Regions from separate parts of the Mus musculus genome. Here region 2 is linked to region 1. Evidence: chromatin loops called from intact Hi-C (ENCODE). Cell type or tissue: heart. All regions are shown on one strand. Each heading gives the region's core, and the rest is flanking DNA. Links, peaks and the distances in the headings are about the cores only. Region 1 holds the start of Magi1 (membrane associated guanylate kinase, WW and PDZ domain containing 1). Region 2 overlaps Magi1 (membrane associated guanylate kinase, WW and PDZ domain containing 1).

The links. Hi-C counts contacts between places; a loop is a spot of excess contacts. Peaks named below come from ENCODE experiments on the same cell type or tissue, not always from the same donor. Only the 100,000 strongest peaks of a DNase experiment are listed, where the experiment ranks them.
Region 2: it touches region 1 in a loop (11-fold over the local background); 4 of 42 quality-filtered maps call a loop at or near these places.

Annotation. Positions count from the first base shown.
Region 1 is chr6:94,277,045-94,288,113 of GRCm38, reverse strand. It overlaps Magi1 (membrane associated guanylate kinase, WW and PDZ domain containing 1), which reads left to right and starts at 4,197. Exons shown (of 24, transcript NM_001029850.4): 1 at 4,197-5,104. The coding sequence starts at 4,792. Gm31661 (a long non-coding RNA gene) reads right to left here and starts at 4,193. Exons shown (of 5, transcript XR_377886.4): 1 at 3,185-4,193; 2 at 1,051-1,192; 3 at 176-335. In heart, for the core only: CTCF peaks have their summits at 4,260 and 5,648; DNase peaks (open chromatin) are centred at 4,243, 5,193, 5,623 and 6,413; H3K4me3 peaks cover 2,500 bases; H3K27ac peaks cover 2,500 bases.
Region 2 is chr6:94,140,456-94,151,524 of GRCm38, reverse strand. All of the region lies in intron 1 of Magi1 (membrane associated guanylate kinase, WW and PDZ domain containing 1), which reads left to right. All of the region lies in intron 1 of 4930511A08Rik (RIKEN cDNA 4930511A08 gene), which reads left to right. Among named protein-coding and RNA genes, the nearest start is that of Gm52867, 82 kb to the left of the region's middle. In heart, for the core only: a CTCF peak has its summit at 5,999; DNase peaks (open chromatin) are centred at 5,474 and 5,724; H3K27ac peaks cover 644 bases.

The DNA.
Region 1 (11,069 bases), core at 4,188-6,687:
TCAACTTGGATATGTTAAAGAGTCTCCCAGGCCTTACTGGTTTTGGGAAGGAGAATTCAAAGTTGGATATCAGAGATGTAATTTTGGCCATGAAGTTGCATCCACTGTGGGCCTGGGAATGAGACCATGTGAGAGTGGCTGAGAAGGACCAGAAGGCACACAACAAACTCAGTACCTGGGAAATTCCAACTCTGACTGCTCAGGAAGTCGCAGTTTTTTTCTTGTGTTCCCTCTGTGCTGTCTTCACGGCTCTCAAGTCTTTTTTCTTTGGGGTCATTCCACACTCATAACCTGAAGAATGGGCTGGAGCAATAGACGGCAGGTAGAACTCTTTCCTAGTACACACAATGCCTGATGTTTGAATTCCAGCACTGGAAAAATCTAGCTGTCTATGTGTTTGTGCTCAAGAGATGGTGAAGCAACTAAGAGCCCTGCCTGCTTTCCAAAGGGCCAGGGTTTGAGTCCCAGCACCCACAGGGTAAGTCACAGTGTCTGTACCTCCAGTTCCAGGGGCTCTGATGCCCTCTACTGGCCTCTGTAGGCACTAGGCATTCAAGTGGCACACAGGCAAATAGTCAGGCAAAAACTTTCTTACACATAAAACAAACAAAATTGAAACTGTATGTGTATATGTATGTTTGTTTATATGTATGTATGTTTGTGCATATGTATGTATGTGTGTATATCAGGTAGAAGCAGAGACAAGGACAATCAGGAGTTCTATGCAACCCTTGGCAATATAGAAAGTTCAAGGCTAGGCTTGGTTACCTGAGACTGTCTCAAAACAAAGCCTTTAGACTAAAATCTCCAAACACAATCAACAGCAAACAAAACAAAACAAAAAAAACCACCCTCCATGGCTTTAATCCCAGCATATGCGAGCCAGAGGCTGGTGGAATTATAGACGTTTGAGGCCAGCATCATTTATAAAATACGTTTTAGGCTATCCAGAGCTAAATAGTGAGATTCTATCTCAAAAACCAAACCAACCCAATCCCCACCCAAACACAATAGAAGAAGGGAACTGGTCTAAATTCCAATCCTCTCTACCTTTTCAGTAGCACTGGGAGGAATTATGGAAGTCTGGCTGTGTAGATTCCTTGGCATGCTCCAGCTGAGGGTACGAGTGAAGTCAGGAAGCGAGGGACACCAGTTCTATGTGGGTAAGGGAATTATTGGCAAATAGGTCTTACTAGAAAATGAAGTGATAAGAAGAAACACAAGGTCAAGACTACCAGTGACTATAAATGTGTCTCAAACATTTTAAAATGTACATTTTTGCAGAGAGGCCTTTGCACATACATGAGGACTCCTGAAGTATTAGGAGTCAGGTACTCGTGACTGGGAGTATGCCAGGAATCCAAATGCCTTCCTGTAGTGCATACTCCAGAGAAGCATGTCATATGTTTACCCTCCCAATGGGACCGTGACAAAAAATACATAGGGATCAAGATGCTAAATCTGAGGTCTTTAGTGTTGTATAGCAACACAACTTAATGGAATCCTTAGTGGTACATGATCCAGCAGTAAGAGGGGAAGCAAGAGTGAGGGTTTGAGGTCTTCTTGGGCTGCAGAATGAGTCAGACCTAGTCTCAAAGACAGAAAAATAGGCATTCAATCTATCACACAAGTGAAGGATAGTTATATGAATATGGACCAACACAAAATAGTAAAAAAAAAAAGTGAGATTTATTCATCTGGAAGGATTTGACATTACAGAAGAGATTTCACTTTACAGTTAAGAGACTGGATTTATTAAGAGCCCTTGAACTGGGCTGGAGAGATGGCTCAGTAGTTAAGAGTGCCAACTGCTCTTCTGAAGGTCGAAAGTTCAAATCCCAGCAACCACATGGTGGCTCACAACCATCCCTAATGAGATCTGATGCCCTATTCTGGGGTGTCTGAAGACAGCTACAGTGTACTTACATATAATAAATAAATAAATAAATCTTTAAAAAAAAAAGAGCCCTTGAACTTGTAAAATGCTACAAAATTTGAAGACATGGGACTTTGAAAATCTATTTTATATTGCTGTATCAATATTATAATGGCATCTTGGGTACAAAGGCAGGGAAGGTTACAGTTTAACAGTAATGGTTGACAAAGAGTGGTGGGTTCTGCTAGTGAAGTTTTTGTCAACCTGAGGAAAACCTAGACACAGCTGGAGAAAGAGCATGGTAGCGGACCTGGGGAGTAGCTATGCCTATAGGGCATTCTCTTGATTGCTGGCTGTTGCAGGAGGACCCAGGCCACTGTGGTGGGTGCCATCCTTGGGCATGTGGACCTAGGATGTAGAAGAAAGGCAGCTGAGCAATCCAGGAGAAGCAAACCAGTAAGGTGCATTCCTGAGCTCTAAGTTCAAATAGACCCTTTTTGACTAAGTCGGTTTTGGTTAGTGTTTTATTATAGCAACAAAAAGCAAATTAAAACATCCTAGAGATGCTGATGGCTAGATCTCTGTTAGGGTTTGGCAGTTAGGTTTGAAGGGACTGCTCATTTGACCTCAGTAAAACCAAAACCAACAAAACCAAAAAGCAGCCCCCCTCCCCCAACACCACTATCACCACTTGGGGGAAAACACAACCAACCAATCCCCCAAAAACAAAACCAAAAAAAAAAAAAACAACAACAAAACACCAGAGACATGAAATTCCTTTCACCTTTTCAAATAATCAGGAGCAAGACGGTTTTTTGTGTGTAGCCAGTCTTAGGGAGCCCAGGCCATCCTCTCCTAGACTTTGCCTTGAATTCTTGGTCCCCATGCCTCAGCCTCACAAGTACCAGGATTACAGATGTAAAACGCCAGGCCCTCATTCTTATTAACTTAGAATAGCTCTCTAGAAACAGGGCTTGAAGAGCTTAAATGTATGCTTATGTTCTAGAGAGGGGATTACAACCCCAACCACTAAGGACTCTGACACCCCCCCCCCCCCCAGTTATCAGACTGTGAAATTTTATATGCCACCATAAATTATTTACTTTGCAAGTTTCCAGTGCCTATGTATTATTTCTAACAACTCTGTGTGTGAGGTGGGGTGGGGTGGGGGTGGGGGTGGAGGAGGGGGTGGGGGTGGGGGTGGGAGTGATTGTATTCCTCCAGCCTTGGCAAGTGGAAGGTCTTCACTTAATGTTGTACTTAAGATGCCTGCGGAATCTGAACTTCAGACCTATCCTCTCGACCCACCTCAGTGACATCCTCATCTCTCTGAGTGGCTCCAACTCAGCTCCTTTTATCTAGTAGATTCTCAAGTCCGTGACCAAAGAGGAACTCATTGGAAACCACTGAAAAATAAACAAAACCGCTAGGGCCACCACTGCACTGGCTTCTTGGCGGTGGGGGCTGTTCTTTCTGTCCCGGCCTCACCAGTGCCCCGATTACTGGACCCCGCCTCTGGGCGGCGAATTCCGAGGTGGCCGGCTCGCCCACGCTTGTGCAGGACCCGCACCCTGCGGTGATCTTTACTCCCCAAAGCAGTGCTTAGGTTTCTCGGCTCTCCTAGAAGCCAAAGGGGGCTGGCCACCGCCGCCCCCTTTGCTGGAAGGACAATGAGAGGCCAGCGAGAAGTCTTAGGTAAAAAGGCCACGCTAGCTTTGGCTTTTCTCGCTCGCTGGCAGTTTTTTCCTTGTCCTAAAAAGTTGGCCCCAAAGTTTAACGATGGGAGCGTATGTGTAGGTGCGTTTGGTGGGCGCGGACAGGGATGCAGAGGGTGTGTGGGTCTTGTTGATTCGGGTCCTCAGGGTCACAGAGACAAGAGCCAGGCTCCGCATGTGGACTTGAACCCCTGGGCGGGGAGCAGGCGCGGAAATGTGGCGGAAGGCGCGTGAGCGATGGCGTGGCCAGGCACTAGCGGAGGACGAGGAGGGACCCGGGTAGGCAGCAAGAGTGTGAGCCCCGCGCTGAATTGGTCTCCCAGCCCCCACCTGTTTGAAACGATTTGCAAACACCAAAGCCAAATTCTCTGTGTTCCAAAAGTTCGAGAGCTGGAGTCGGGCAAGCACACGTGTTCCCCCAAAAGGCTCTGGCTGAGCCGACCACACTGCAAGAGGAGGAATTCTAGGGGTGCAGGGAGAGGAGCAAGTTGGCGTCAATGAAGGGTCGGCCCTAGGACCCCGCGGGAGGCGCGTTGGAATCTCTCCCTTCCAGGAGGAGGGGTGGGGCGGGCCTGCCCGCGGGCGGCCGCCGGGCGCATGCGCGCGCGTCTCCTCTCCAGCCGGCCGCTGCGCTCCGCCGCGCGGAGTAGAATGAACTGTAACAAAACAAGCCGAGCCTTTGTATCTGCTTAAAGGGGCCGCGGCCACTTCCCTCGCGTCCCCTCACCCCCGCCCCGCGCCGTCGCGTCTCCAGGGCTCCCGGCAACTAGCTTGGAAAGGGCTTCCCTCGCGCTGAGGAGCGGCCGGCCGGCGCGGAGCAGGCGCGGCGTGTGTGGAGAGAGCCGCGGAGCGGAGAGCGGGCCCGGGCGGCGCCGGAGTGGACTCTGGTCCCGGGAGCGCGGTCGGCGCCGGAACGCGGACCCGGAGGCACCGGAATGCAAACAAAGCTCGCGGGCGCCCGTGCAGGGCTCTTCACGGAGCCCGGAAAGTTTGTTTTATGATGGCTTGAGAGCGCGAGAGAGTCGGGCGAGGAGGCTCGAGTAGCTCGCTCCCGCGCTCCGAGAGATGCTTCTCCCGTGAGCCCGCCGCTCCGGGGGCTCGTGCTGTGGGGGCACCTGTCTCTCGTTTTAGCAGTTTTCTTTTCTTTTTCTTTTTTTCTTTAATTTGAATTTTGTTTTCGAGGAGGGGCTGTAACTCATCATGTCGAAAGTGATCCAGAAGAAGAACCACTGGACTGGCCGCGTTCACGAGTGCACCGTGAAGCGGGGACCCCAGGGCGAGCTGGGGGTGACGGTCCTGGGGGGCGCGGAGCATGGGGAGTTTCCGTACGTGGGGGCGGTGGCGGCGGCCGAGGCGGCGGGGCTTCCCGGCGGTGGCGAGGGGCCGAAGCTGGCCGAAGGTGAGCTGCTGCTGGAGGTGCAGGGGGTCCGGGTGTCCGGCTTGCCCCGCTATGACGTGCTGGGAGTCATCGACAGCTGCAAGGAGGCCGTCACCTTCAAAGCCGTCAGACAAGGTAAGACGGGGCGTGCCTTTGGGGGGCGCACCCCGAAAAAGAGGGGAGGCCTGAGGGGGCGCCGTTTGCTCCGAGTGCTGTGAGCCAAAGTTGAGGCCCGGACCAGATGCACTCAAAGTTGTGAGGTTGTGGGCTGTGCGCCCACCTGCGTGGCGGGCTGGGGCCGGGGTTGCGCCGGGAAGCGGGGAGATGCTTCCCAGGTCTGGTTTGCCAACTTCTAGGTCGTAGCCACCTAGTGCTGCGCAGCCTCGCCTTCACCTTAAGGCAGATGGGGAACTGAGGGAGGCTAAGGTGGACGCTTCCCCCAGCCCCTTACGGGATGGATGAGCTCACGGAGCTGGTGGCTTGCCACTGCCTGTTTCCCTGAACTGGAGAGTGGGTCGTGGAAGGAGAGGGTCTATTTATGGTTGATTGGAATTCTTCCATCACAGAATTTGCCTTCATCCTGCAACCCCTCCAGGTGGGGCTGGGTTATAACCCACTGGAGTCCTTAATCCAGCCTCCTGCAGAGCCCGCAATCACCCCACAGCGGGGTGACGTCTGTGTCTCCTCCTTGTGGAGACCTACGGTGGGGGAAGGGGTGATTAGCGCTTGGCGCGAATCTAGTCCAAGTTTACCCAGCCACCTCCTCCTCTTGCACCGTCGTCCTTATTGATGATGGTTGTTGAGAGTTACAATTCATTGTTAGCGTGTTATGTGAGAGGCTGTCTGTAAAGTGGTTTAATTGCATTATCTCATTCTGATTCACATCAATGCTATAAGAACGACTCGGTTTTTGTAAGTCCTATATTACAATAAGTAAGCCGGGTCTGACCTTAGGTAAATGACTTGCCCAAGGTCACACAACTACCAAAAGTGTATGGGTCTTTTTTTGTTAAACCTTGAGCAAGGAGGAGGAGGGCTTGAGGGGACGACTTTCGGGACCTGAGTTTTGGGGTGGGGGTGGGGAAGCAAATCCTCCCCTAGAAGTCTGTAGGATAAGGATGGCTTTCTGTAGGGTAAGGATGGCCGTGGGAGAGTACTCCCTCGCAGTTTGGTCTGAGCAATGGTCTGATCCTGTAGCTAGCCACCGGAGCATAGCTGCAGTCCTTAGAGGCATCCCTCCTGCACCCAAGTGCTGTGACGCAGGTTCTCCCAGATGAAAGCACCAGAGGAGGTGGCAGAGTTGAATGTGGTGAAAAGTTGCCATATGTTCCTGTCAGGATGGCAGCAGCTGAAGGAAACGTGTCAAAGGAAAGCGGGGAGAGCCAGCGCTCTCAGCAGCAGGCCGCTTCCAGATGACCGGAGGATGAGCGCAGTACTGTGTGCGGGGAGCCTAGTAGCCAGGCCTTTCTATCCTGTTGGGAGCGCAGAGGCTGACACCTAACAGTGGAATGTCCATATCCTGCTACTTGGCCTTGCTTGATGAATCTGTCCTTAGGAGTTTCTGGTAAAATCATAACCGAGGAAGTGTGCTGGTTCACAGTAAGTGCTCAGGAAAAGCGAGTTGTATTGGAGTTGGATTTAAGCAGTTAGCAATTCAGTTTTTAGCTAGGAATTTAATGCCAGTTCCCCGGGTGTTTATGACTTGGTAGAGCTGTTGAGATAACACTGTGACAGGCATTTATTTATTGGGGGAGGGGGGCAGCATTGGGTTTGAGTTCAGGCTCATTTTGCAGAAAGATTTCTCATCCGGCAGGATGGCAGGATGTCTGGGTGGTGGTAAATGGGTCCTAAGACTTGTTGACCATGGGCAAGAAGCTTCCAGAAGCTGAGCTCTTCCACTATTTTGCAGAGACCCTGGAGCTAGCTAGTACCCCTTCTCCCTCTCCACTCTCCCTTCCTCTCTCTCACCCCTCTGTGTGCACTTTAGTGGTGGTGGTGGGAGATGCCTGTGGATTTGACAGTTATTATAGTGCCTTCAGGTGTCCTATGATCAGGGCTGTCTTTTGCCAACAGAAATGCTCACAAAGGGAGAGAGTGGGCTTGTGCTTCTGAACAGCCTTGCAATAGGCTATGAGTGCTGTGGAATCCACCACATTATAAAGACTGTCACATGTGATAATGACATGGGCACAGTTACTGTGAAGATGACCCTAGGAACCATTTCAACAATCCTCTCACTTTCCTGTTGCAAAATGATTTAAATTATAGGACATATTTGTCTCCACCTTTTTTTGTTACTGTGTCTTATTGTATCGAGTAGACTGAGCTAGTATTTGGGAAAAATATATTTTTTATGGTGTTTCCATTTTGAGTTAGCTCTCACAGGGACATAGTCACTCTGGGTACATATCTGCGTGGAGATGTCACAGTCTTCTTGTGGTAGAAGATTGTACTCTTTGTGTTGCATGGCAGGTTTCTATAGCAAATAGTATCTCATGGATAGGAGTGGGTTGTGAACGAGACTTAGTAGACCCACATTAAGTGGAGAGGACAGTTGTTGGTCATAACATGCTTAAAAATATTAGAAATGTATGTATGCTAGTTGGATCTGTGTATGCATATTATTTTCAGAATTCAGATACTTAATATGCAGAATAATAGCAGAATTCAGATCTTTAAAAAACTAGACTTTTAAACTGATATGTGTGTGCGTATATATGTATATAAGCATAAAAACAGTACCTACGGGTTTGTTTTGTTTTTGAGGCAGGATAGTCCGAGGATCGCAGGTGTCTGCTGCCATGTCTAGTGTACTGCAATGTTTTGATACTTGTATATATGTTATATCCGTTTAGGTCAGATACCAAGTGTCTGCTTTAATGAATTTGGGCATGTGTACTCTCTCATGTTCCTTCCAGACACTCAAATAAATATACACAACATTACCATCACCTAAATATTCCCTTCAGGATTCTTCCCAGTTACTCCCCTGTCAACCAAGGGTGTTGGTTCCTCTTACTATAGATTTGAACAATTCTTTTACTTCATAAAAGATGAAATATAGTATATACTACTGTGTGTCTTTTTTCACCCAGGAGGTTTTGGAGAGTTCTTGTATGCTTCACTCTAGCTCCTTTTTCATTGCTGCATAGTATTCTCTAGTAGGTATTTTGTTCTCCCCCGACCCCTCCTTTTTAGCCTTTGCTTCTAGGTCCAGATTTGACTGTTACAAACCAAGCTGCTATGACTGTTCTGGTTATTTTCTGTCTTTGCCAGTTTTTAATCTTGTCCATGTTGAATTTTAATCATTCTAGTGTTTTAGGGACAGAAAGTAATTATAGAAATATTGAATAGGAGGTAGCTAGTCTTTATTAAGTTCTTACATTGGAGTTTGCCAAGACAACATGTGTTTAGTACATGTGATTCCTTGGTTCATACCTTAGCACTGGACTAAACCCAGAAGACAAAGTATGTCAGGTGGTTGGTTAACCTAGCACTTTGTGGGCATTCCCCTTCTTTAATCCTCTGACCTTGACTCAGAGGAACCTAAGTTGGAAACTTAGGCTCAGAGAGGCTGGATAACTTTGCTAAGAGCCCTGATAACTCAGCCGAGGCAGAGGGGGAGCGCAGCCTCTACCATCCTGATGCCTCTGCTCCTGACACCTAGGGCATTGGCTATGGAGTTGGAGTTCCTACCCAGCAGGTCTGGGCTCCCTTGTCCTAGTCACAAATGTAAATTCTGCCTCCCAAGGTACCACTGACTCACACACTTTGGGCTCGGGGTCCTTGGGGGAGTTTTGTGACTTGTTGGCCCGTGTGAGAGAGAAGATGGGCAGGTGGCCTGACCCAGAACATGGTGTCACAGATCTTACAAAGTCACTTTCCGTGGGCCTAAAGTTCTCAATGCCAAGAATAAGTGGGTTTGCTTCCCTGCAGAGCCATTGCTTGCCTGAAGTGCTGGGCTACGAATAACTCCGACTCGATGTTTAAAACTGTCTGATTGCAGTGTCTCAAACGAGTATATTATAGGTCATGCTTTTTCATATTTCTGTGGATGAATTTGTGGTTTTTGCAAATTACTCAGGAAATTGCCCTTCCACTGTTTTTTTTTTTTTTAAAGGCAAGTAAGAGACAATAAATAAGACACAATTTAAAAATCAGACGTTGCCACCACCAGACCTTCTCCTCACCGCAGAGAGGAGGAGTCGTGGCCACACAGAGTTGAGTGTAGTTCTGGGTGCAGGTTTTGTTCCTCTCGGTTTGGTTTTGTTTTGTTTTGATGATGTGTGCTTGTGTTGCTGAATTGGAATATGTGACAATGGCTCTTAAAATAATTCTGTGACCATTTGCCCTTCATTTCTAAGCTCACTGCTGTGTCTTCCTCGGTTTCTTCCTTTCCTGTGAATGTCTGATCGCCCATCTTCTCTCCCAGATTGTCCCCACATTGACTCCTGTTTTAAAATTCCTTTTTCTTTTTGCTTTTAAGTTTTGTCATTGTGTGTGTGTGTGTGTGTGTGTGTGTGTGTTTGTGTATATGGGGACATATGCATGCCACAGCCTACATATGCTACATAAAGTCAGAGGCTAACTTTGTGTAGTCTGGTTCACACTTGACAGGGGTTCAGGGGTGAGCAGCGAGTGATTTTACTCACGGAACCATCTCACCTGTCTTCTTTTGGCTTTTCTAGACCACATCTTACTATGTTGCTCTGGTTGTCTTTAAACTCACTATGTGGTCCCGGCTGTGCTCTGAAGTCTTCCTGTCCTCAGCTTCCTGCATGCTGGGATAACATGTGTGTCGCACTGTGCTTGGCTTTTGGCTCCTTTTAAAATTTTAAATGATGCATATATGTCCCTGGGTGGGTAATGTGCATGTGAGCGCAGGTGTCTGCAGAGGCCAGAGCTGTTGGATCCTACTGGAGTTGTGACCCATCTGATTAAACTAGGTGTTGGGATCCAGACTCTGGCATCTCTCCTGCCCTTGGCTCTTACTGTTACCGAATCTTCAAAGAGTTCCTGATCTCCTTGTGTTCATTCCTTATGTCCTTCTCCTGGTGTTCTACCCTAAGATCATTTAAGAAAAATATTCTTATTACGTGTGTTTATTTATTCATATGTATGTATTGCGTGTGTGCATGTGACCTGCTTAGTAGTTCTGTGGAGGTAGAGGACAACTTGAGGGAGAGAGTTTTCTTCTTCTACTGTGTGGGTCCCAAGCTAAGTCTTGAGACTTAGCGGCAAGCGCCTTTACCTGCTGAGGTGTTTTGTCTGCTCTTCCCCTCAGATCTTGGTGGTAGCCGGTTGACCTTGGTTTGTAGTAGAACTGGGATTGGGGAGAGGTGCCCGACATTGGATTTCCTAGTCTAGTCTAAGCTGTTAACAGATGCTACTGTCAGCATGGAAGATAACCCTGAAGCGAGTGCGTCCCTGTTCCTATTGTGTGTCACAGTCTTATAAGGTCTGGTTCTTCTATGTCATTCTCCTCTCTTGTGAAAACAAGAAACTCGCCTCTATACACTTCCAGTCCCAGTCTTTGAAACACCGCCTGATATTCACTAAACAGGTACTCACTAAAACTTGTTACCGTCAGGAGAACATTTTCTTTCCGTTGTTTGAATAGGAATCTATGAGATGAGTTGTTTTCTGAGACAGGGTGTCACTGTGCAGCCCTGGAATTCTGTGCAGACCAGGCCGCCCTTGAACTCACTGAGGTTTCTCTGCCTTAGCCTTCTGAGTGCTTGGATTAATGGTGAGGCCACAATGATGGTCTCATGTAAGTCTGCAGCTAGATTAGCTCTAGTGTCTGTCTCTCTTTCCTCTGTCTGCCTCCTTATCCTTCCTTCTATAGAATTGCAATGCTTTCAACTTTCTACCCAACAGTTTTTCCAATTAGCAGACACCCAGTGCCTATTAATCTCTTCTGGGCTGTAATGGTTGTCAAAGCCTAATGAGTTAGCTTCAAGTACTTCTGCCTGTTGACGAGTAACTTAAGTTCAGCTAGTCTGTCTGTAAACTTCAGATGCTCGGAGGATGGGGTCTTCCTGCTCAGGTCATCTGGGCTCGGTTTGAGTCAGTGAGAATGATGTTTTAGTTTTGCTGT
Region 2 (11,069 bases), core at 4,885-7,384, 140 kb after region 1:
GGCCAACAGAGTGAAGATCCCTGAGAGGAAAGGAGACAGTCCTGTGAAACAAGACTAACTCGCTGGTGTCGGTTCAAACTTTGTTTGTTTCATCCTAAGTAGTTTAGTTTAGGCATATTTAACCACAGCACAGTTTGGTGAAAATGTTCCTGGTGATAATGAACTCAATCCTTTGTGCGCAATAAAGCTCACATAAGTCTTCTTGAGGAATAAAGAAAGCTTCATAAAGATTGGACATGCCTACTTTGTAAAGTGTCCCTGACACCTTCCATAATGATAGGTTCTATAGATGGACTGAGGAAAACAAGCGCCTGATAAGGGTCTGGGGGAGGGTCCCGTGTGGTCTCTAGCCACACAGATAGTGCAAAGGTCACCGGATTAGAATGCATATCCCCTCTAGTCTGTGGACAGATAATAGGTATCACATTCCTTCCCTTGAAGGAACACTTCTGTGCCCTAACATTCCAGGAATCCCTCAGTGCTTATCTGTGAGCACTAGGACCTGTGCCTCCTACACCCCAAATTCCATGTTGCAATGTAGCAATTGTTTTGTGAAGTTTTTATCGTAACAGAACAAAGAAACTCATAAATCATGACAGCTCAAATACACTGGTGGAGACCTCAAGCAGGCAGGTCACAGCCAAGCAAGAGGTCTCCTCTGTTGGCCGTGGATGCTATCTGATGCCATTCCTAATCTTGGGTTGGTGGCAAGCACAACAAGATGGTAGGTCAAATGCAAAGATGGGCAGTACCTGGCTAAAATAGCTTGAGGGGCTAAAATAGCTCAAGATAGTTTGGTTTTGCACATGTAACATTCTAACTCCCCATAATTTCCGAAGTTCCAGTGAGTTTAACGATCTAACACAAATATGGCCTTCCCTCCTGGGAATTTCCATTAACACCGGGTCTCTGACTTAAAATTCTAATTCTCAGTAGTGATTACTTGAAGATACATTTTTTTCCTACGCATATGAAATGAATATGTTCCTGGTCTTGTGATCTTGTACATGGATGTAGGAAGGATGACTGTACTAGCATTTGAAAAGTTCTCAATCAGCACTTGAAGTGCACTTTGTGTTTTATGAGTTTGTGTGATCTCCCTGGCATTGACTAGACGCTTATTTTCAAATTACCAATGAAGAACCAGTGGTTTACATTCATTTAGAATTTTTTTATTTTTTATTTTTGATGAAGGCAACTGTGTGTTACATTGGGCACTTAAATAACTCCCTGGCTCAGCTGTATTTGACTGTATCGGCCAGAGCATGTTTGGACTCAGCACTTCACGGGAGCTGTTGTAGAACAGAAGTTCATTTCTGCCTCTTCTAATGGTGAGAGCTCTGCAGTCCAGGGTCCGAGTGAGAGTTACCTCTTGCCTGCTGTGGATAGTGGGAAGGGGACAGGGGACCAAGACTGAAGATATCTTCTTTTTTCCACAAGTGTGGGGCAGGAATGGCACACTGCTTCTGCTCATGTCTCAGAAGTCCCTGAGCAGCTGCAGTGACAGCCTTTAATCAGGGCAACCATATGTTCAACTGAGTGTTTGCAGGCATGGAAGGATGTGGTTCATGGGCGACTCACACTGCTCTGTGATGTTTAAAGGAACCTTGGAGCACATGAATGCACAAATGACTGGAAAAAAATCTCATTGATGCATCCAGGATAAATGAAAAAGCCATTGGATTTTTTTAAACAACAACAAAAAAAATCTCATCTGTTTATATACATGTCTTACATACAATGTTGTCAATAGCTGGGATAGTTAGACATGAATATTCTGTGCAGAATAGGAGCAGGATTTTGTTGGATAACGAAGTACTTAGAACTACAAAACAGGGAGATGTGGAAGTTGTCTGTTCCTGATTAGTAAAAAGTTAATCCCACTCCAGTTCGAAACGTCAAGCATATAACACTGCTGGACTGTAAAGTGATTTTTAAAACTTTGTCAGGCTTGTATGCGTAGTTCGAAAGTACAGATAAAACTGAAAAAAATCCCCTTAGAGATGGCCATTCTGTAATACTTGCTTTATAAGTGGCGTGATAAATAGATATGGACATGTCACTGTATATGCATATATATGCCTATATACTATATGCATGCCTGAGCCCTACTTTCATAAGTTTTAATTACTTCACAGTTTGGGGTTTTGCCTGTATTATGTTTGCTACCCAGGAGGGAAAGCTTTCCATGACACACTGTTTTCATCATCCCCCAGATGATGTTCCGTGGCTTTTATCACACTTATTGTGTGTTGCTTGTTGAATATAAGTTGATTCCAATCTTGTGCTTCCATAGAGAATGATGTGACATAAAGAATGGTGTTTGTCTTTATTATTATTATGTATTTGTGTGAATGGTTTTTGGGGATGATTATTACATGTGTAATTGATGATACATTTATTAGTTTTTTGAATGTGGGTGTGTTTGTGGAGGCAGGCATATATATGTGTGTGTATATATATACATACATACACACAAATATACATACACACACACACACACACACACATATATATATATACACACACACACATACATACATGTGTGTATGTTTGTGTGTATGCGTATGTGCTTATGTGGAGGTCAGAAGGCAGTCAGTCTGCCTTGATTTTTGAAATAGGATCTTTCACAGGGCTAGGGCTTGGGTTAGGGTTAGGCTTAGGCTTAGGCCTAGGGTTAAGGCTAAGGTTAGGGTTATGGTCAGGGCCGGCCTGCTGCCACCTGGCCCCATGGTTGCACATGTCTCATGCTGAGATGGCAAGTGTGCACCACCATGTCTCACTTTCACTGAAGTCCTCAGGATTGGACAGGAGCACTTTGCCAGCCAGATCGTCACAGCCATGACACTTCTTAATGCTTTCCCCACTACTTTTCAGTAATAGCTCTTAAGTCTTTGTTCATACAGTAGGGGGCCTTCTTTCATTGGTAGTATGATATTTCAGTAGTCCAGAGATTGATTCCAGTTACCTTAGAATTTCTGTTCCTTCATTCTGTGTTGCGGCTGAAGGCTGTTTACTTCTCCATCTCTGTTGTTTGCCCCCTTCTGTGTGCCTTGAGATGGTGGCTTGTCCAGGCCCTGACTTCATCTTTCACTCTAGGGTGTGCTGTTTGTCCTTTCATCTTGGTAATGAGTCTTCCCCTAGAAACCTCATGCTCAGTGCTGTGTCATCAGTGCCTTGCCTTAGCTAAGCAGAGGCTGCTGATGGCTCGGTGGAGACGGGTTGAGAGCCATGGCCTGATCCTTGCCGTGCCAATTTAGGAGGGTAATTAGTGGGCCATCTAAAGATCACCTTTGGATCTCTGTGAGGAGGCATTGGACACTTTCTTCTTCCTATTTCATTGTCCTGTGGGACAGGTGGTTTAATCCTTTCTGCTAGAATCTCATATTCTGTCTTTCCTGTCCCCTTCGCATGTAGAAAGTGAGGCTGAAGGTTCTCCTTCCTTTTTGCTTCTTGCTAGTCTGGGCAATTAAGATTGAACAACTTATTTCTTCCTAGGGAACAGGAAGTGTACTGGCTGTGGCTTCACTGAGGGGGTTTTATTTTACATTTATGAAAAGCCTGGAGATAATATGCAGAAACAGAAAGATAAATGGTTGTTCCTGCTCTGTGGTCTTCCCCCCTATCTGCGAGTGAGATGGGAAATAAGATCGGAATGGTTTGCAGCAGGGCAGCCTGGAGGCAACCCAGGAATGCATCTTAGCTCTCACTACTGGATATGCTAGTGCCCCTGTCTACCTGCCCCTAGTTGTTGGGGTTGAGCACAGCCCCTCAAGAATGCTGGGTAAATGTTTTACCACTGAGCCACATACTAGGCCCTTTGATGTCATTGTTTAAAACATCAAATCTTTCTTTAAACAAAATATTTTGAGAACTGTACATGTTGGTAGTTGAGCCATTGAAACCGGGTGGTCTAGCAGTATGTTTTAGCACATTGCCAGTGTCTGTGCAATTCTAGGAATAACCTTGTTTATCACTGTTGCAAAGATTTGTATAACAAGTATTAAATTCTTTCTTAGGAAGACCCACCCTGCTTATAAAAGACTTCTGTTCATTTTTGAGGGTCATATTTCAGAATTATTGTATTACTGTTCCTTCATGCTAGAAATTGCTAGTGAGAATGTTGTAGGAGTAATTTACTTTGAATAATTGTTCCCAACTTGCTTTACAAATACAAATACAAAACCTAACTTCAATAATTTTTTTTTGGTATGGTGAAATTTTGATACCTTATTTTCATTTGCAGACTTTTGGACTCCTGGATCTGCTTTTGTATGTGTGGTATATGTATGTCTGCATGTGTATTGGCACATTTATGTGCAGGTGCATGTGTGGGCGGGCATGTGGAAGCCTGAGGTTGGTGTTAGCTATCGTCCTTCAATACGCTCCACTGTATTGACTGAGCCTGGGCCTCTCAGTGAGCCCAGAGTTTGCCCACTTGGTTAGTCTGGCTGACTAGCTTGTCCTTGGGATTCCTGGTGACTGCTCCTGAAAGCTGTCATTAGAGGCAGCCTCCAGTGTGTGCCTGGTTTTTAAGTGGATTCTGGGGATCAGAATTCTAATTTGCACACTTACACAGCGGAGTCTTTATTGACTAGGCTATCTCCCCAGCTTCTCATTTACCTTTTTAATTAATTACTTTTCAGAGACTGTAGGGGATCACACGTAGGGCCTGGTGCAAGCCAGGAATTACTGCTCCTCTGTGCCTGCCATCCCTCCAGCCCTTGGCTAAGGTTTAATAACAGCTTTTGATTTGTGCTCTGGAGCTTAAGATCCATGGTACTTCCAGACCGGTGACTTTAACTTTTTGGTATAATTTGTGCTGATAAATAAGTGCCATGTTAAAAAAAAAAAAAACTGGGAAGATACAGAATTTTACGAATTTCTCATGTGGGTAGCTAGGTGCACCTGACTTCTTCCTTGTGAGATGGACTTGTTAATTTTCTGCATGCACACTTTCTTTCCTTCCTGTTTTTTTCTTCTTCACTCTGCCCCCTTTTGTCCTTTTAGAGAATGTCCCTTTTATTCTCAACAGGATGGTTTGTCAAAGTCCTCACCATCTTCTAGATGGGGAACTTACAACTTGAAGTTAAGTCAGATGAACTCTTCCAGATTTGAAAAGAATGGGCCTAAGTTATTCAGAGTCTGTTGACCTTGGGTATTTACCACTATTTCCTTCAAAAGTGTGCTGGGCCTGCTGCCAAAATCTGTGCAGCACTCTTTTTATTAAGAAAGTATATATATATTTTTAAATTTGCTGTTAATTGTGTTTGGAGTAGGCTTATGAATCGAGGGTCAGAGGATAGCATTGTAGAGTGGATTCCCTGTCACCAGGCAACCCAACACTCAGACTGAAATGCTCCCTTCCTCTCCCCTCCCTTCTCCTCCCTTCCTTCCTCCCTTCCCCTGCCCTTCCTGGAGGTCTCATGTAGCCAATACTGACCTTGAACTTCAGATACTCCTGCTTCCACCTCCAAAATGCTAGATTTACAGGCATGCACCATTACACCCAGTTTTATGCAGTGCTGGGTCGGTCTTGAACCCAGGGCTTTGTGCATGCTAGGCAAGTACTTTACTGACCTAGCCATATCTCTGGTCCATTGGGGCTGTTTCTTCTTTTTCTTTTATAGCATGTCCACATAAGAAAGGACTTTTCTTTTGGCTTCTGTTGTTAGCATCTGAAGAAATGCCTGCCCAGTGCGTCTGGCGGTGGGCCCAGGGACTCTCCCAGGGGAGTCTACACAACCAGTTCCCATTAACCTTCCTCGCACATGCTCATATGTAGGTCAGAGTGATTCTCAGAATTCATGAAAAGAAAGTTACCTGTCAGGATTGAATGTTCTGGATGCTATTGTTGTGCATGTGTTTCCTGTTGGCAGCCACTCAGGAAGCTGAGGAACTTCCCACACGGAAGATGGCTTAGGAACAGGAAGAGTGAGATGTGTGGTCCCTGATGGAAATATGACTTTGTACCCCAGCTTGGTCTCAAACTGACCATGCATCTGTCTCCAGCTCCCCAGTGGTGAGACTACGGACATGCACCCTCTGACCCAGTTCTGACCTCATCACTGTGTTTGTGGCGTCACCCCCGTGGTCTAGCCTTTGCTATCAGCCTTGCCGAGGCTCTCATGTCTCCGTACCATGGCCATTGTGAATGATGGAAGGCATTTTAATATCACCTCCTCTTCAGAGCAGTTATCACAGGTACTTGGGTAAATTTAGAAAGATAAGTGGAGATGAGTTTCTGTGCAAAAACTAGAGAACACGGTCTCCTCAATGCACAGTTAGTTAACCCTGAATGGAAATCATCTGGTGAATGCTTACTAACGTTCTTAGGACTACCAAGCTACTCCTGTTAATGTGGCTGCTTGGATGCTTCTGAGTTCCTTCTGTAAGTTAGAAATATCATTAGGCCCATACACAAGATTCCTTGTACCCTTGGCCAAGAGGCACAGCTCTCTAGGTTGAATGCTAATGTAGGACCCATGTTCCCAGAAACATTCATACTTGGGAAAACTCAGGGTCTCAACTGTTTGAGTTTTGTTCAGTTGTTCCCTTGGATGAATGGCCATGAACTCAGTGCCCTGACTTTATTATCTATGACTAGGAGATAGTAGCATATCTACTTGATTTAATTTCTGAAGCTAAATGTAACTAAATGTTCTTGTACACAGTGCGGCATATTTGGTTAGCTCCATTGTAGAATGGATTCTTTACAGTAGACTCTCAGCTATGGTAGTCTTGAACTCTGTTTTTTCATGTAAGAAAATTTGTACTGGAAAAGTGGTGGCCCAAAGTCATGCTCACAGTGGTGTCTCCTGGGAGCTCTGTTCCCTCAGTGCCCCTGTGCCATGGAAGTTCTGACACTGGGCCTTCTGTGATCATCCACCCTTAGTCTGTCTTGAAATCTGTACCTTGAATTATCTTTCTGATTACTTAAATATTTTTTCAGAGTCTCAATAAACCCAGGTTGTAAAGAATTAAGACAGATGAAATCTCTTGAAATACGTATTTATTGTATTGAATGACAAAACCAATTTGTAAATAAATTCTTTGATTTTTGGGGGGGGGGTAGTCTAGCCTTAAACTAGTAACCCTCCTGCCTCAGACTCTCACATACTGAGATTACAGACTGCTGCTGAACCTTGCTGTGCTTATGCTCTTAGTAGATAAGATCTTGACAGTCCTCATGAATACAGTTTCAGTGCTGTGGTTTTAAAATTTTAGGTCTTTAAAATTGGTTTTCCATTTGAGACTCCAACATGGGCCTCACTAGGCAGGTTCCCTACCACTGAGCTATACACCCTGCCTCTCAGTGTTTTACTGTTTAGGTAATTATTTTGTATATGGGGAATTGAAGACAGAAGGTTGTTTATTGGCTTGCTAAAGACCACCTGGTAAATTAAAAGCAAACTGGCATTAAAACCCTAGTTTTCCAACTCCTGTGCAATTTGCACCCTAAGCCCATTTTGCCCTTTAATACAGAGATCGAATTTAAATTTGTTTGTGATGCTTTCTCGGAAGTGTAATCTATTTGAAGTGGTGTTTGGGAGCAATTGGTACATCTGCCAGGAGGCATCAGGACCCTGGGTATGGATTACAGAGGTAGAGGATGACTGTGTGTGAGGAGAGAGCAGAGCAGATTTCCCCCACCCCCACACACACTCAAAATAGTCATTGGCCTCCTATGTTAAGGAGGTCAGCACCTCTTTTCATGGGACCCCTGGGACCACTCTTGTCACCTTGTTGCCATTTTGACTTTAAGGGGATTTTATTTAAGGCTTTTATCACAAGTATATTGAATAGGTGGCTTCATGTGTCTGCTGAGAGTTACCAAGTGTTAAGAGTATAATAGGAGAGAGGAGGCTAGACTGTTCTCGAGTGTGAACTCGAGTCTGCCATATAAGATCCTGCCAGTAACCAGCGCTGGAGCTTTAGGCAAGTGGGTAGATCAATTCCGAGATAAATTTTGTTATCTACAAATGGGAGTAATTTAAACCACCTCTTTTAATAATTACTTTTTATTCTTGTGAAAAAGCATCATGGCCAATGCAAGGGTTTATTTGGCTCTTTGGTTCCAGAGGTCTAGGAGTCCATGACCATCATGGTGGGAAGCAAGGAGCAGCAGCATAGAGCATATATCCTGATCCATAGATACCAAAACTCAAAGCCCACTTCCAGTGACACGCCTCCTCCAGCAAGGCCACACCTCCTAATTCTTCCAAAACAGTTCCACCAACTTGGGACTGAGTATTCAAACAGGAGTATGTGGGCGCTGTTCTTGAAAATACTGTAACAGGACGGCAGTGCATTTGATTCTGTACTATGTACAGGTGCACATTTGAGTTGTAGGACTCACTGTTAGCATCAGTCTACAAATGTTTCTGAGCATAAGGAGGTTTACATTTTTGTTTATTGGACACCCAGCCAGGGTGTAGGGAGCTGGTATTGGGACACAGATAGCTTGGCTTTCTGGCATTGTTATATTAGCAAACCTTTGAGCAGGATGTCGCTTAGTGCCTGTAACTTTTGTGTAAAAAGTAATGTCGTTACTTTACACAAGGCTACAACTCTCTTTCAGAGAGGACCATGGCTTTTTCTGCAGGTTCTCTCCTCCATCCCACTTACTGTAGATGCCAGTGGGCCCGCTTTTTCTGTTCTCAAGGAAGTGCCACAGCAATGATTGCTTCTCAAGGTTTCCCCTGGTATCCTGAGACCGGTGATCTTTGCTTGCCTCTTTATTTATGGTTTTACATCAACAAGTTGAGAAATTTTTGAGGAGCATTTCAGCACAAGTCCTGGGTGCTCTGTGAGATGACTCATCCCAATTAGGCTGCAGCCTGCCTGATGGGGATTCTCTTGTTTATCAGTATAGTTTTTTTTAAGGTAGATTGCTGGCATAGCAATAGCAGCCATTGCTCAGCAAGGCTCATGATGACTGATCCCAGCACCTTGGAGACAGAACTCCAACTGGGGCAAAGAAAGCAGCCAGCCAGCCTGAATAATTATAGCCCAGGAGAACTGCCCCATGCTAAAACCTCTTCCCATCTCTAGCTGCTCCCCTACCCCGTCAGTTTCATAGACAAAACAGCTGTCTGTAAATCACTCCTGGCAGCCTCCTTCGAGCTGTGGACAGGACCAGGCTTTGGTTGGTTTGTAAACAGGTCAACAGCTTTGATGGGTAGGCTATAGTGTTAGGAACTCAGGTCCTGGTGGGAGTCCTACCTGCCCAGTTTCTTGTGTGTCTTATCTTTCATTTCTCTTCTCATCTTAGAGTATAATAAACACTGGATGATGGGAGAAAATTCATTATTTCTTGATTTGATATATAAAGAATGGTCCTGCCTTCTTATTTATATCAAACTTTTGGCTTGAGGCCTGAAGCCTCTGACAGAGGTGGTGCTGGACGCTATGGCCCAGCCCTTTGTTTTGCATGTGATTGAAAACCTTGTGCGTCTTATCGTCAGTTGAGGATTCAGAGCTGTTTCAGTGGGAGGATTTCTGTATGCTCTCCACATCTTACAGTAGGTGAGTGGGCTGAGAATCCTCTCCAGTGGGAACCTGCTCTGCAGCTGGATTCCCATGGGGATATCTCTGGGGAGTTGGACCCTGGGTGGACGTAGAAAAAATACCCTATGGAAGTGTGCATAGTCATGTATGTGCATATGTGCATGCATGTGCACACACACTCTCCCATACTCCTGCTGCTAATGGAACTGTGGCCTGCTGTGTGTTAGCCAAATGTTCTACTGTTGATCTATAGCCTAAGCCCAAGTGTTTGTTTTCTTAAAGCTCCAAACACCCACGTTTGTTTCCTCTGCCTTTCTTCCCCCTGCAGATTGGTAGGCAAAGGCAAACCAGTGACCAAGTCGAATGAGTCAGTCTCTTAGCAATTTCATTTTCTCTCTCATTGTTGTCATACTAGTTACTAATCTGTAACTCATTTTTAAGCATCTTAGAGTATTAGAGTTGGAGGAGAAAGCCTAGTCCTCCAGAGAATCCCAGAGGAGATGGATGCCTTCACCAGGGGGCTGAGCCCCTCCCTACAGAGTAAGTGACTTAGTTAGGTTTTCATTGCCATAAGGAGACACCATGACCAAGGCAACTCTTATGAAGGACAACATTTAATTGGGGCTGGGTTACAGGCGCAGAGGTTCAGTCCATTATCATCATGGCAGGAAGCAGGGCAGCATCCAGGCAGACAGGGTGCTGGAGAAGGAGCCAAGAATTTTATATCAGTCAGGAGAAGACTGGCAAAGCCCATCCCCAATCCCATAAAGCCCACACTTCCTCCAATCAGGCCACAACTATTTCAACAAGGACACACCTCCTAATAGTATCACTCCCTGTGGGATAAGCATTCAAACACTTGAGTCTGTGGTGGCTAAACCTATTCAAACCACCACAGTAAATGAGAACAGTGCTTGGTTTTGTGTCCCCCCCCCTCCCCCTCCCCCTCCCCCTCTCCTTATTCCCTTCCTCTCCCTTCTTTATCCCTCCCTCCTCCTCCTCCCTTCTTCAGTCTTTTACACACATGCACAACCATGTGGCGAGAGAGGAATGAGTGCAGGCCTATGTTTGTATGATACTCATGTGAGGGTCCCAGGGCAACTTCCTGTGTCGTCTTTGACTTCTGTCTTGTTTGATACACAGTCTATTTTGTTCACTGCTGTGTAGGCTTGGCTTGCTGGCCCAAGAGCTTCTGGGAATTTCCTGTCAGTGCTTCCTTTGCCCAGGAAATCTTCTTAGCCCTTGTTTCATTTGCAGATGCAAGATCTCCTTGTGCAGCCTAGCCTAGGTGTGTGTGAAACTCATCATGCAGCCCATAAGGTCCTCCTGCTTCAGTTAGCCCCTGAATGCTGGGATTGTGAGCGTGGACCACTCATGCCTGGCACTGTGAGGGTTCAGACCGCCGGGGCTCTCCAGTGTACACATCCCTCTCCCGCCCACTGAGTGTGGGCCACTGAGATTGTAGCGTGCCTTATAATAATTCCGTGCACGGTCCCTAACCCCTTCCTGTTAATCTGAAACCTTGGTGAGCAGAGTGTAAGCATTTGGAGGGATGCATT